2 separate regions of the Homo sapiens genome follow, and region 1 is linked to region 2. A link is a contact called in ENCODE Hi-C or POLR2A ChIA-PET data. All regions are on one chromosome and are shown on one strand. Each heading gives the region's core, a stretch centred on a gene start or an enhancer-like site at or near the end of the contact. The rest is flanking DNA. Distances are from core to core; before and after follow the strand shown.

The links. A loop is a pair of places that touch in the nucleus more often than their neighbours do. ChIA-PET counts read pairs that join two places held with the same protein, here RNA polymerase II (POLR2A). Pooled maps may share reads with other maps.
Region 1: a loop to region 2 is called in a pooled map, with 2.2 times the contacts of the local background. The contact joins the enhancer-like site here to the promoter of RASD2 in region 2. A Hi-C loop is called at or near these places in 1 of 168 maps with a recorded cell type or tissue (CD4-positive, alpha-beta T cell) and 9 of 50 pooled maps. POLR2A ChIA-PET finds 5 or more read pairs at or near these places in 1 of 52 experiments (activated CD8-positive, alpha-beta T cell).

Annotation. Positions count from the first base shown.
Region 1 is chr22:35,310,303-35,316,816 of GRCh38, reverse strand. The region is part of intron 1 of TOM1 (target of myb1 membrane trafficking protein); the gene reads right to left. Among named protein-coding and RNA genes, the nearest start is that of TOM1, 14 kb to the right of the region's middle. RefSeq lists enhancers at 2,867-2,966, 5,416-5,695. Within about 2 kb of position 3,341, at least 23 of the 41 ENCODE cell types and tissues checked have a DNase peak (open chromatin) inside an H3K27ac peak, as active enhancers do.
Region 2 is chr22:35,538,555-35,545,476 of GRCh38, reverse strand. RASD2 (RASD family member 2) reads right to left here and starts at 4,646. Exons shown (of 3, transcript NM_014310.4): 1 at 3,977-4,646. RefSeq lists enhancers at 4,296-4,858, 4,859-5,421, 5,422-5,984 and a silencer at 4,955-5,174.

The DNA of each region.
Region 1 (6,514 bases), core at 2,092-4,591, 230 kb after region 2:
GCAAGTGGTGGTGGTTCTTTTTAAAAAAAGTTGAGGCGAAAGTCACATAAAATAAAACTAACCATTTTACCATGTATAATTCAGTGGCATTTGGTACACCTGTAATACTGAATACAACCACCACCACCTCTATTCAGTTCCACGAAATTTTCACTTTGTGGCAGTTCCTAGGGTAAGATTTCCAGGCCGGGAGTCGGCTGCAGAGTTCTGGAAGCCTGTCAGGGCCATGGCCGGGACCACTGGCTGCAGGTCTGCATGGTAGCAAGCACCGGGCTTGGCAGCCTTTTGTGAACTGTAGTGTGGGAGGCACTAATTGGTATTACATGAATGATGAACGCAGGAACTCGCAATGCCAGCACCTTTGTAAACGGTCTTTAGGAAAGGGAGGTGCCGCATGGCCTGTTTTCTGTTCTCTGCGCCTTCCTAGATGCTATCTTCACGCGTCAACCACGTGCACACAGGAAATTTTGTGCCCTGTTTCTTGCAGGTAACGTTCCATTACACACATCACTCTGGCTGGTATGTATTGTGACTACATGGAGGACTGTGTGATAAGACAGGCTTTGCTCCGCCTTTTAAGGGTGAGACCCTGTTCTGACACAGGGCACTACCCAAGGTTCCCTCCCCTGCAAGTGTCACATGCAAAGTACTCATCCGCCTGCTGCAGCCACCCTGCCGGCCTTGGCACACCTGCTGGCTGATGGGCCAGGCACTTGAGCACAGTGCTGCCGGCTGTCTATTATCTGTCAGGAGTGTGTGCCAGAGTAGGCATGTAGAACTTGTTATTCCACGTGATGTCACGCTGTCCTGCAAGGGAGGCTCTCTCCTCACGGCTGTGCCCCGGCTCGGGGAGGGTGGGTGACTCTTCGCTTGCTACACGGCTATTTGTAAGCCAAGCCGGTTCCAGGCACTGGGATACCATGGTGGACTCGGTGGGCATGGTCCCTGCTTTAAGGTGCCCAAAAGAAGCCACAGTGCCTGCTAAACCCAGTCTGCCGGAGGACAGAGGAGGGCAGTTTCTGCGGGACTGGACAGGGCCCTCTTCTAGCCAGGCTGGCTCAACCAACACTAAAACTGTGGCTCTGAGACCTTGGTTTTGCAATTGGCCCAACTTCAGTTCTACCCTCAGGTCCTGAGCCAGACGGATGCCAGGGTGGCCCAGGACACATGCCAGGCGGCTGAGGCAGAGGGCGGTTGCTTTACCCCTAGATCAGGCCTGGAGGAGGGGATGAGGAAAGCTCCTCTGACAGGGCTGAGAGACAGAGTTGTCCATCCTGTGAAGGTTTACTGAGTGTGGCTTCTTTGTACCACACCCCTGCCCTTGGGGGTTCCACACTTATAGAGCCACCTGGGAAGAACAGAGCGGGCCAAACAAGTGTCCCTCTGAGCAGAGGGCCGTGCCCTGCTTTGGAGGGTTTTGGGGCGGGGGTTAGTCATGTCAGTCAGTGTTAACCTACAGAACCTGCTCCTCTGCCACAGGCCACATCTCAGCAAGCCCCAGTCACACAGGCCAGAGGATTAGTGTCATCTCCCTCCCTAGCCACACCTAAAGGCCACGAAGTCCTGCCAAGTCAGCTCCCAAATCTCTGTCCATCACACCATCCCCTCTGCCACTGCCCCTGCCCCAGCCCGGCCACCATCCTCCCGCTAGACTACCGCCTCAGCTTCTTCCCTCCTCCTGCCTCCCTCCTCCCACCCATTCTCCACACTGTCCAGAAGGAACTTTCTGAAACCTGAAAATGACAGTGTCCTTCCTGCCCAAATCCTTCCGTGTCTCCCTAGTCTTCGACCTGGCCTGCATGCCCTTCCACAATAATAATATTTTAACTTCCCAAGTTATATGCCATAGAATATCAAGCAGCATTAGCTGTTCACATGAAGAATGAGATTTAATTTTAACACACTGTAAGGTGTGCATTATTGCCCTCATCTCATGAGGAAACTGAAGCACAGAGAGATCACCAACTTGCAAAGGGCACACAGAGGTAAGGGCGGGGCAGCCGCTGACGCTGTGGCGCAGGTGCCTGAGGCTTCTGTGCCATCCGCATCTCTCAGCAGGGGCGGGGAACACTGTTTTCCCAGAAGTGTCCTTCCTGACCACACAGGGAGTTGGCCCTCTCCTCCCTGAGCTCCACCGGCAGGCCTCTCAGTGGTCCCCACCATCAGATCCTCTTCTGTCCCCAGTACCCCCTGAAAACGATGGGCACCTCTCATCTCCTGGAGGAGGGAACATCAGTGTTTCAGGAGAGGCTGTGGTTGTTTTGGAAAGGCAAGTAAGTGGCTTTTAAAGGGAAGCGGGGACATTGATAAATAAGAGAAATCCCATACCCGGCAATCAGGTGGGAGCAGAAGGACCCCCCGCCCCCACCCCGTGCATGAGTCTGATGTGACCCAAGCAGTGCAGGCAAGCTCCTGAGCCATGAGTGGCAGCAGGCAGTAGTGGGCAGAGCCAATCAGAAGACGGAGGTTTTCTGCGGGGTGGGAGGGGATATGTGGCCTAAACGAGAAAGGGGAGAGGAAGAGGAGGAGGAGACAAAATCGGGACAAGGCAGATCTGAGCAATTCCAGTACAAGACAGCTGTTGGGAGGCTGTGGGACATCTGCCCAGACCATCACTTGCCAACCCCTTCTAGGTTCCTCCAGGTTCCTCCAGGTCCAGGTGTGGACAACAGGATTGCGGTGAATCATGTGGATTTCCTTCAGATGCCCACAGGGTAGGCATATTCCATCAGGGCAGAATTTTAAACCCACAGGAACCTGGCAATATTTGCTTTGTTTTTGTTCTTCACCACAGAAGTAATTCAGCTTGCTATTTTAAGAAGGGGGAATAAAAACACGGACAGTGGTTGCCAGTTACCAAGAGAATGACAACTGATTCCCCGACCTCGGAGCTGTAACCTTCAAGGGCCTCCGGGTAGCAGCTGTGCTCTTGTCTTCCAGCTCCTGACAGAACCGGGCCCTGCAATCCTCCACCTGTCATCAGGCGGCTTTGCAGTTGTTTATGGCTGGCAAGCCTGTGGCTTCGGATCACTGGGCACCTGTGCGTCCTTACAGCAGTCTGTCCTCTCCCTATTGGGTCTGGTGCAGATACCACCTCCCTGGAGGGCTCCAGATAATCTGCCTGGCATGATGGCAAGACCCACCTGCCCCTCATGGAGATGAGGGTGGAGTGGGACGAGTCTGGCCTGACCTAACTCATAGAATGTGGGCAAAGATCCAGCCCCTCTGAGTCTCTGTTTTTGCACCCGTAAAATCAGGATAAGACTGCCTGCCTCACAGGATGTTGTGACCTTGCAGCCAGACAATGTCAGTATGACATCAGGAAAGGCTAGCAATGAGTAACCGAGCTACAATGACTATGACTTGGGCCAAGAGAAAGAATGAGTAGTCACCAAAGACACGCCACACCACGGGCAGGATCAGAGATGGGGGCCATGGTATGGTATCACCCCTTTCTTTCTTTTTTTTTTTTGAGACAGTCTCGTTCTGTCACCCAGGTTGGAGTACAGTGGCACGATCTTGGCTCACTGCAACCTCTGCCTCCCGGGTTTAAGCGATTCTCCTGCCTCAGCCTCCCGAGTAGCTGGGATTACAGGTACCTGCCAACACACCTGGCTAAGTTTTGTATTTTTAGTAGAGATGGGGCTTCACCATGTTGGTCAGGCTGGTCTCGAACTCCTGACCTCAAGTGATCCACCCGCCTTGGCCTCCCAAAGTGCTGGGATTACAGGTGTGAGCCACTGCCCACTGTGTCCGGCCAGTATCACCCCTTTCCACACCAGCCTTCTGGGAAGCAGCCTGGAGCCCGCTCGCTCCCATCCTGCACATTCCAACAGTCTCATGATCACTGAGACAGCTCTGGCTCAAGCTGCCACCTCCCCAGGCCTGCACTGTCACCTCCACGCTCTACTCAAACATAACTCCAAGCACAACTTCCTCTGTTTAAACATTGTCCATCACCCTCACTGCCTGAGGATCAAAAGCCTGAACTCTCCAGGGGCTGGCGTCAGCCACAGTCAGCTGTACCCCCTTCCTCTATGTGGCTTGCCCTCTCACGCCTCTGAGCTTCTGTCTGCAATGCCATTCCTCATTCAGTCAGGCTCATCCAGTTCACATGCTCATCTGGCACTCAGCATGCACCAGGCATGGGACTAATAAGCACGTCACACCCTCAGTCACCCGTCACCACAACCTTTAAGACAGAGGATGAATAAACTCAGGGGCATGGAGAAGGCAGCAATTTGCCTGCAGTCACACAGTTTGTGAGATGCACAGCAGATTCAAAGCCAGAGAAGTCTGGTTCTCAAGTCCATATTCATAACCACGATGCTATGTGCTTCTCAAACATTCTCAACACCTGTCCAGGCTACAGGGAGACGTCAGTGAGCAAATCCAGCAAGGTCCTGCCCCAGTGGTGGTTTACAGTCCAGTGGGAGGCCACAACTGACAATTCCAAAAGGTCGTTTCCATGGCAGGAAAGACCAGGTGCTGAGACAGTGCCAGGTGTGCTGATGAAGAGGAGGAATGAGTCAGCTGAACTCCTGAACTCCCCTTGTCTTTTTTTTTTTTTTTTGAGACGGAGTCTTGTTCTGTCGCCCAGGCTGGAGTACAGTGGTGCGATCTCGGCTCACTGCAACTTCCGTCTCCTGGGTTTAAGCAATTCTCTGCCTCAGCCCCCAAAGTAGCTGGGATTACAGGCGCCCGCCTAATTTTTTTTTGTATTTTTAGTAGAGATGAGGTTTCACCACCTTGGCCAGGCTGGTCTTGAACTCCTGACCTTGTGATCCACCCGCCTCGGCCTCCCAAAGTGCTGGGATTACAGGCGTGAGCCACCGTGCCCAGCCGAACTCCCCTCATCTTCTAAGCCCCACCCAGGGTTGGCTCCTCAGTGGTGCCTCCTTCTGGGTAGACCGTGTCACTCCTCATCCTGCACCATGACAATAACAACATCATGGAGAACAATGACAGCCATCATTCAGTGAAGAAGTGTCAGCCTGTGCAGGATGCTCGGAGGACCTCCATTTGTGTCACCTCCCCACATCCCCAACTGTCGTGGGGGCAGCCAATGTGCAGAGGTTTGTGACTTGCTAGATGCAAAGCCAGGCCTGCGTGCTCCAAACTTGTGTGCTCTCCACTCTGCTCTGTCCCTGTGAAGACTGCCTCTGCCTGCCTGGGGCAGACCTTCTGGGGCCCACCTTCTGGTGCAACAGAGCAGAGGGGGGCATTACATACTTTTGGAATGACCGACTGAGGCTCTGCACTGCCTAGGTGCTCAGTTCGATGCTGACTGCCCCTGCCTACCCTGCCTTCCCAGAACAACAATCACTGTATTTCACTGATTAGCCACCAGGCTAAGGACAGAACAAGAAAGAGTCTGGCTGTTTTGAGACATCGTGGAGCTGTCAAACCCACCCTGAAACTGCCAACCTTCAGGCTTCTTGCTAGGTAAACAAAGTGCGTTGTTGTGGTGGTTTCAGACTCTGCTGGTTGCGTTTCCTGTTACCTGCAGCTCAAAGTATTCGTGATTAATATTCCTCTTTAAGGAGTGAGGTCCAGCTGCCCTGGCCTTCCCACGGGACTGCTCCGCGGTGGACAACTACGGCATGGACCTGAAGGCACCGGGCTCCACTGAAGCCCTCGGGAGCCGGCACTGAGACCTGGCCCAGTCCTTCCTCCCACTCCCACTCACCAGCTCAGCTGATCGCCCGCAGCCACCCCATCACCCTCCTCAGGCTTCTGTGCTTCTGAACACACTGCCCTTCTTCCAGGAAGAAATGTGCTCCTCCCCACCTCAACTCGTGCTCCTAAGCCCAGATCAAAGGTCAGGTCTCCTGGTGGAGTCTGCCCTGACACCCCCCACCCCGCCAGGGCCTATTCCTTCCAGCTAGCAGCCAGTAGCATTTTCCACAGACCACAACTCTAAGCACTGCTTAGTGGAGTGATTAAAATAACTCTGTTGGGCGATCTCTTTGTTTCTACATCTCTCTCTCCCAGGAGTCTGTGAGCTCTTTAAGGGTGGCGGTTATAGCTCACAAATGGACTAACTGTCTACCCCAGATGGGACCTGGGCCATGATAAACCTGCAGTACCTGTTTGCTGAATGACTGAATGAAAGATGAGGCTGTATTCACCAGCACAATAAACCTTTATAACAGTGTAAATGAAACACCTCCACACTTGGGCACTCATTGATCCCTTACTAGCTATTGTGTGGAAATCCTAATCCTTCTTCCAACTTGCAATCCTCTGAATACATTTTTTTTTTGAGACAGAGTCTCACTGTTGCCCAGGCTGGAGTGCAGTGGCACGATCTCGGCTCACTGCAACCTCCAACTACTGGGTTGAAGTTCACCTGCCTCACTCGGCCTCCCGAGTAGCTGGGACTACAGGCGTGTGCCACCATGCCCAGCTAATTTTTGTATTTTTAGTAGAGACAGGGTTTCACCACATTGGCCAGGATGGTCTCGATCTCTTGACCTCGTGATCCACCCGTCTTGGCCTCCCAAAGTGCTGG
Region 2 (6,922 bases), core at 3,397-5,896:
CCCAGAGGTGGGGGCTGTATCCCAGACGAAAGGGCATCTTGTGTAGAGGAAAAGGCACTGTTTTTAAATTCACACAAAGGGCTGTATGTGCCCAAACTCGGTCCCCACCCCAGGATGCCCCAAGTCGGTTTCCTTGAGTGCCTCGCCCATTGACCCAAGGCGCTTTCCAACACCATCGCTTCCTGGCTATCATGAAGCTAAGGTCTGAGATGGCCACTGGAGGTGGAGAGATTGCCTGCGTGCGAGTCCCTGGCACACATCTGGATCTGCTCACCCTGCCCAACTACCAGCCTCTGTGCAGGAAACCGGCTCTCAAAAATACCTTTGTTAAAAGCCCTATTGCCAATTTCCATGGCGTAAATGCTCCCACTACGGTCACTTCTAAGCTACTAATGTGACTTCGATGAATGAATCACAAAGGGACGTGCACAATAAGCCAGCTCAGCACACGGCGGACCCCAGGCCTGGAGCCACAAGGACGACAACTGCTGCCACTTGAGCCCATGCAGTGTGCCAAGCCCCGCACTAAGTATAGAAATAATCATAGCTGGCATTCATTTTGCAGCTAAAATATGCCAGAGTGTTCTAAGTGCTGCACACATGTTAACCTATTTCTCCCTTCATAACCCCAGAAAGCAGGTGGTGTTATTCTCCAATTTACAGATGAGGAAACTGAGGCACAGAGAGGTTAAATTACTTGCTTACAGTTGCACAGCCAGTAACCAGCAGAGGAGAGGTTTGATCCCAGGTGGTCTGCCCCGAGCTCAGAAGGCTACGTGACTAGCTACTTGGTTAACAAAGGAGGCTGGGTAGTAGTTCAAGCCTAAGACCCCCACATCCCCCACCCAGCTCCCACCTAAAGCTGTCTTTGAATTTATCCCACAAAACTGCCATGCCATGAACAGAGCAGGGGCTCAATAAAGGGTCTGTGCATTCATCAAATGGCAAAGGGCTCTGTCTTTGGGTTTGCCTGAAGCCCCACTCTGGGACCTTCTCTCCTCAGCCTCAACCACCTGACTGGCCCAGGGGCTGTGCCAAGGAGGGCCCTCCCCTAGGGCAGCCCTGATGAGGTGCCCAGGGCATACGTGTGGGAGGCAGGAAATGAGAGAGAGGAGGGTGGAGAGGGGGCTGCCAGACCACAGCAGGGAGCCCTTCTCAGTCTCTGCCGGGGCTGTCTCAGCCAGCCTGGGCCTTCAGCAGAGATGGGGGGAAAGAAGCCCTACCCCATGACAGCCCCCTCCCCAAGTCCTTCTGCAGACAGCTTGACTCTGCTGGCGGTCACTTCTGTCTAAACAGGATGGGAAAGGGGCCAGAAGCTCCCAGGGACAGTATTTGTCTCCATCATTGCCCTGCCCAGCCTCCAGCCTAGAGCTTGGTACAGACGAGTTGATAGCAATGACTGAATGAGCTTCAGGGAGTCAGAGAGAGGAGGCAGGGAGTCAAAGACGCAGAGAATCGGAGAGAGGAGGCAGGGAGTCAAAGAGAGGAGGCAGAGGGTCAAAGAGGCAGGGAATCAGAGAGAGGAGGCAGGGAGTCAGAGAGAGGAGGCAGAGAGTCAGAGAGAGGAGGCAGTGAGACAGAGAGGGGAGGCAGGGAGTCAGACAGAGGAGGCAGGGAGACAGAGAGAGGAGGCAGGGAGTCAGAGAGGAGGCAAAGAGTCAGAGAGAGGAGGCAAGGTGACAGATAGAGGAGGCAAGGAGTCAGAAATAAGAGACAGGGAATCAGGGTGGGGAAAAAGAGAAAAAAAATCCTCTGTGGTTTTTATCTCTGAGAGAAGACTGATTCTTCACATGGCCTGAGCCACGTGGGGCTGTGTGAGACATCTGGACACCTGGACGCCAGGGGACAGTGCCTCTGTGGGCTCCGCCTCCTGCCTCCACATCTTTCTTCCCTCTCTTCCCCCAGAGGTGGCACCATGGGCACCCTCGTAGGCACATCTCTCCTCTGCAGCCTGTTCTCCCTTCTCCATCCTCAGCCAGGCTGACCTCATACAGCGAGGAGCAGACAGGGATGAGTTTGAAGAGCCCTTTGGGAATTTAGAGTCCAATATCAGTGACTGAATGGATTTCAGGAAGTCAGAGAGAGGAGGCAGGGAATCAGAGAGGGGAAGTAAGGAATCAGAGAGAGGAGGCTCAGAGAGGCAGGAAATTCAACGGAGACCCCCTAGCGGCACAGGTATCTGAATGCACATACTGTGACTACTGACCCCATCACAGGGCCATTCTGAGGACAGGTGGAAGCCAGAAAGTTCCCAGAGCAGAGATGAGGGGACGCCATCCTGGGGGCACAGTAACCACAGCCAGGAAGGCATCCATCAGCCCACTTGACTGATGGGGACACTGATGCTCAGAGAGGTTAAGTCACTTGCCCCAGTTCACACAGCAGATGACTAGCTGGGCTGGGATCAGAACCAGGCTGTTTGGCTTCAAAGTCTGGGCTCTTAACTCTATGAAAACCCACCCCCAGCCAAAACTGGTCTTTTCCAAAACACTGTCTGTCTCAGTGAAGCCTCAGCTGGCATCAGGCGGGGGGATGACGCCGAGACATACTATATTCTCACTCCCTCTCTCCCTGCAGGCAGCGGAGCGGAAAGGGGGCAGGCACCTCCCAGGATTCTCCCCTAACCCTGCCAGCCACCTCTGAGCAAGTGCACCTGTGGATTCACCACTTCTCCCTTGAGCCTCTCTCCCAGGGCCTGCCTGAAAGATGAAGGGGTCACACGGGCACAGGCAGCAGGACAAGAGTCTGGACGTGTCCTCCCGGTGTATGCCCCAGAGCCTGTTTCACTGCACTGCCCCTCCTCCACACCCCCATGCCTCCTCCATCAGTGCACACTCAGCCTCTTTGGACACGCACATTGCCATCACTGGCTTCCAGCTGCCACTCTGAGAGTCCGGGAGCTTGGCAAAGCCAACCCCACCACCCTTGGCAGCTCAGGTGGTAGAAGGTAGGCAGGCATCCACTTCTGGCAGGCCAACTCTGCCTCTCACCAGCCCGGCAGCCCTGGGCAAATGACTTGGCTTCCTGGGGCTCAGGTTATTCCTCTGTTAATGGTAAGACATAAACCCCCTGTGTGGCCCTGGGTTTCCAATAAGTCTGGAGGCTGACCCAGCTCTTGACCCGCAGCAAACCTGAACACATGCTGGGTTCTTTTCTTCGTGGCACTTTATCTTGGCAGTCGTGGGGCTGCCTAGAGCAGCCTGGTGAGGCTGGACTGGAATGCAGGCGCAGGTCTTGCAGGGACCCCATCTTGTCTCTGACACCACAGGAGGCTTGATTCACTGGCTCCTGACCTGGCTGCTCCCTCCCAGCCTGGCTTCCCACCTTCCATGAGGTCTTGGACAACATCCCCTGTCATCCTCCTGGTGCTGGGGACAAGGGGAGGGGAGGGCACAGAGAGGCCTCCAGAGCTGCCTTCCGGGCCCTCCAAGACAGCTAAGTTACAGGAAACCCCTCCTGGGAAGGGAATCATCCAGGAAACTCACTCTGCACCAACCCAGAAAAAGCTCAAGAACTCTGGATAACGAAGGAGCTTCTTAATCTTCCTTCCCCACCTCCAGGTAATGCAGGCTGCAGCCAGCTCCAGAAGAGGGACAGGAGTGTTTGTGGTAGTTGACTCGTCTTCCCTGAGCCCCCGTTTCCTCCTATTTAAATGGGCTATTACTCTAGCTCTTTAAATGCAAAGCCTGTGGCACCAAAACTAGCACATAGTAGAAGCTCAATAAATCTTTCTTTCCTGGGATTAAGTCAAGGGTATAGCACTCAGTTTGACACATACAGTAGGTGCTCAACGAATTTAATTCTCTCTAGGTATGCAAAGTTGCCAGACGATCCCGGCACATAGTAGGTGCTCAATCAATTTCACTTTCTCTGGTCATCTAAGGAATCACTGAGCTTTCCTCCTCCAAGCCTCTACCCTTTCTTCCCGGCTGCTCCACTTCCCCCAGATGCCCAGCTCTGTTGGGGCGTCTCCTACCTGGGAATGGCGGGCCGGGCCTCTGGCACGGCTCAGAGAGCTGCCTGGAAGCGCCGGGAGCTGCGGGGAGCTGCCTGCTGCTCCAGCCGCCGAGCCTCCCAGAGTCTGTGGTGGCTCCCGGGTCACTGCGCGGGGATCCTCCCCTGCGCTGCTCGGGACGCCGGGCTGGGCGCGGCCGGGCAAGGAGGCGCAAGGGGCAGGTGCCCCATGGGTGGGCTCCGAGGGCTCGGCGGGGCCCGGGCAGGGGGCGGGCTCCGGCTCGCCGCCGCCGGCCCTGCCCTGCCCCGAGCCGGGGGCCTCCTGCTGAGCCAGGTGCCCGGAGGCTTGGGGACGTCCGATCCGGGGGTCCCCGCCTGGGGCTCTCGGGCTGGGGGCAGAGAGGTAGGGGCGACTCCAGTGATGAAGGAGCAGCTCCTAGAGACTTGGGGAGGGGGGGTCCTTTGGAGGTGACTGTGGGTGCGTGTCCCAGGTGGGCGAACCCTCCTGGTCGCCTATGCCACCTTCTCCGCCTGCCCCAAAGGGGGTCGCTCGGATGGGGGGTATCGGGCTGCCGGGCTCGGCCGCGGCCTCCTTCTCTGCCCGCGGCTCTGCAGCTCTCCCAGCGCCGGAGGGACGGCTTCTTTCTCCCCGCGCGGCGACGCCAGCAGCTGAAGGAGGAGCAGGGCGCTCTGCTCTGCGCGCGTGTGGGAGGGGGCCTTGAACGCCGCCCCAAGGTTTCGCAGCTCCAAGTTAGCATCAACCCGGCTCCTCCTCCTTCACCTCCTCCTGTCCCCAGATGAGGAGAACTTTGTGTGTGGCCCTGGGTTCTCCCTCCTTCCCCCTCTCGCAGGCAGATGCCCCACTGTCACCCGCAGGGCGAAGAGGTCGCTGATCCCTCCGAAAGGTGGCAGAACCCCAGGCTCCTGATGACGGTCCCAGCGGCACCCTCCCGCGCCCCTGCGAGCGTCGCCCACCTGCTCCTTCGGCCCCCCGCGAGCCGCGCCTCCCGCCGCCCAGCGCCAGCGTCTGCCCCCCAGAGCCCGCTCGCCCCGCCCCACCCCGGCGCCCCGCCTCGCCCCGGCGCCCGGCCAATGGGAGGCGGGTCCCGCGGCCCGGCCCCGCCCATCCCTTTCGCGGCCTCCGGGGCGCCGCGGTCTGCGGTTCCGCGTGTCCGGGCGCGTGGGGCCGGGGCCGCTGGGCGCGCGCACCTTGCCCAGAAGGCGGCCCGGGCCTCGGAGGCTGACGTCTGCGCACGCGCTCACACGCACGCCCGGCCTGGCCGCAGGTGACCCGCATGGGGTCCGGCCGCCTGCCCACTCGGCCGGGGTCTCCAGCGGCTTGCGCCCGGCCAGGTCGAGCGCGCCACGGTTCCAGCGCCCTCCTCCTTCGCGGAAGTCCCCGGGTGCCCTCCCAGGTGTCCAACCTGCCTGTCCCAGCCGCCGCCTCCCTCCCGAGCTCACGGTGCCCACGGGACCCTGCGGACTGGCACATGGGCCATGCACGTGTCGCCCAGAGGGGCGGGGAGTCACCTAGGCTTAGTAGCCAGAGGTCTTCGAGGCATGCGAGTCTCAGAGACCACGGCCGACGGGGACACACCAGGTGCCTTGAGCATTGCGTCTCCTGCCTGCATTCTCCCTCCCCACCTTTAAATGAGGGGCTTGACCTAGGCCAGACATCGGGCCTTCTCACTGGGCCATATCTCCACACCACTTATTACTTAATATATTTTTTAAAATATCAGATCCACTTTCCCCACCCCTTAAACACGTTTTTTTAGAGAATCATTATATCACTGCCTTAAATGGGAAATCAGTATCACTTGCCATAAATAGAAAGTAAGAGTTAAAATAAGCACAGTGAAAACAAAGCAAGGTTATTAAATTCCAGCTGGAAACCGTGGCCTGCCAAGGCTTGAGATGTGTGCCCTCAGTGAAAAAGGGAGATTGGCAAGGTTTGGAGAGGTGTTAAATACCCATTAGCACCTAACAGAGACTTTCTCCTTCACATATCAGGAGGCTTAAAAGAGAATGTTCTCGTTGTGTGATACAGCAAAGGGATGGGATGCTGTGTCTGTGTCCCTCAGTTCCAGATCCCTGGACCTCAGGGATGTCTGCCAGCCTCACCCCCAACCCAGATCTGGCCTCCCTACCTCATGAGAGGACGCAGGGGTCTGGGAGGGCACCTGAGGGGTCAGCTCCATTGGCTGAGAGACTGGCGTTCAAGTCCTGTCTCCGTAACTACCTAGATATCTGACCCTGGGCCGTCATGAAAAGTCTCTGGGTCCTGGTTGTGCCATCTCTAAAATGGGTATGATATTGATGGGTCCACAGAATGACAGAAGTACTAAAATGGCCTGGGACTTTGAATATGGAAAGTGACTTGCTTTGCTTGTCTCTGTAACATCTTGAGATTCTCCAGGAAAGTTAACCAGAGAGGATGGGGCAGGTGGGGGTGGAGGGTGCAGTACCTGTACTACCTGATTGTGTTTAATGCCCCAATTTAGGCCACAGAGGGGCTAAGGGGATGTGCCCAAAGTCACCTGGTGGCAAGTGGCAGGATTGCAGCCTGGTGCATTTTCCACATCCAGACTTTGCCTCTGGGAACTGGCTTCAGCCCGGGAGGGTTTGTGCTGGGCATGACACACACAGGCTGTGAGCCTTGAGCTGGCAGTGAACTTGGCAGTGGGAGGTGAGCAGGGTGGCACGCTTCACCTGGAAGGCTGGGGTCAGGAAGACTCAGGTCGCTGGGCCAGCTCTGCCACCTCCATCACGGAAATGTAGCAGACGGCCCAAGAACCAATTGCTCCCTGCTTCTGCAGAGTTGTTCAACAGAATGGGTCATGTCCCACTGACCATATCCCAGTCGCGAGGGGAGCTGCATGTGGAGTGAGAACCCTGGGAGGTCCACTTGCCCCAGCCTCTGTCTTCTGCTCCTGCCCTCCCCCACTCCTGGTATGGTAGGGCTCAG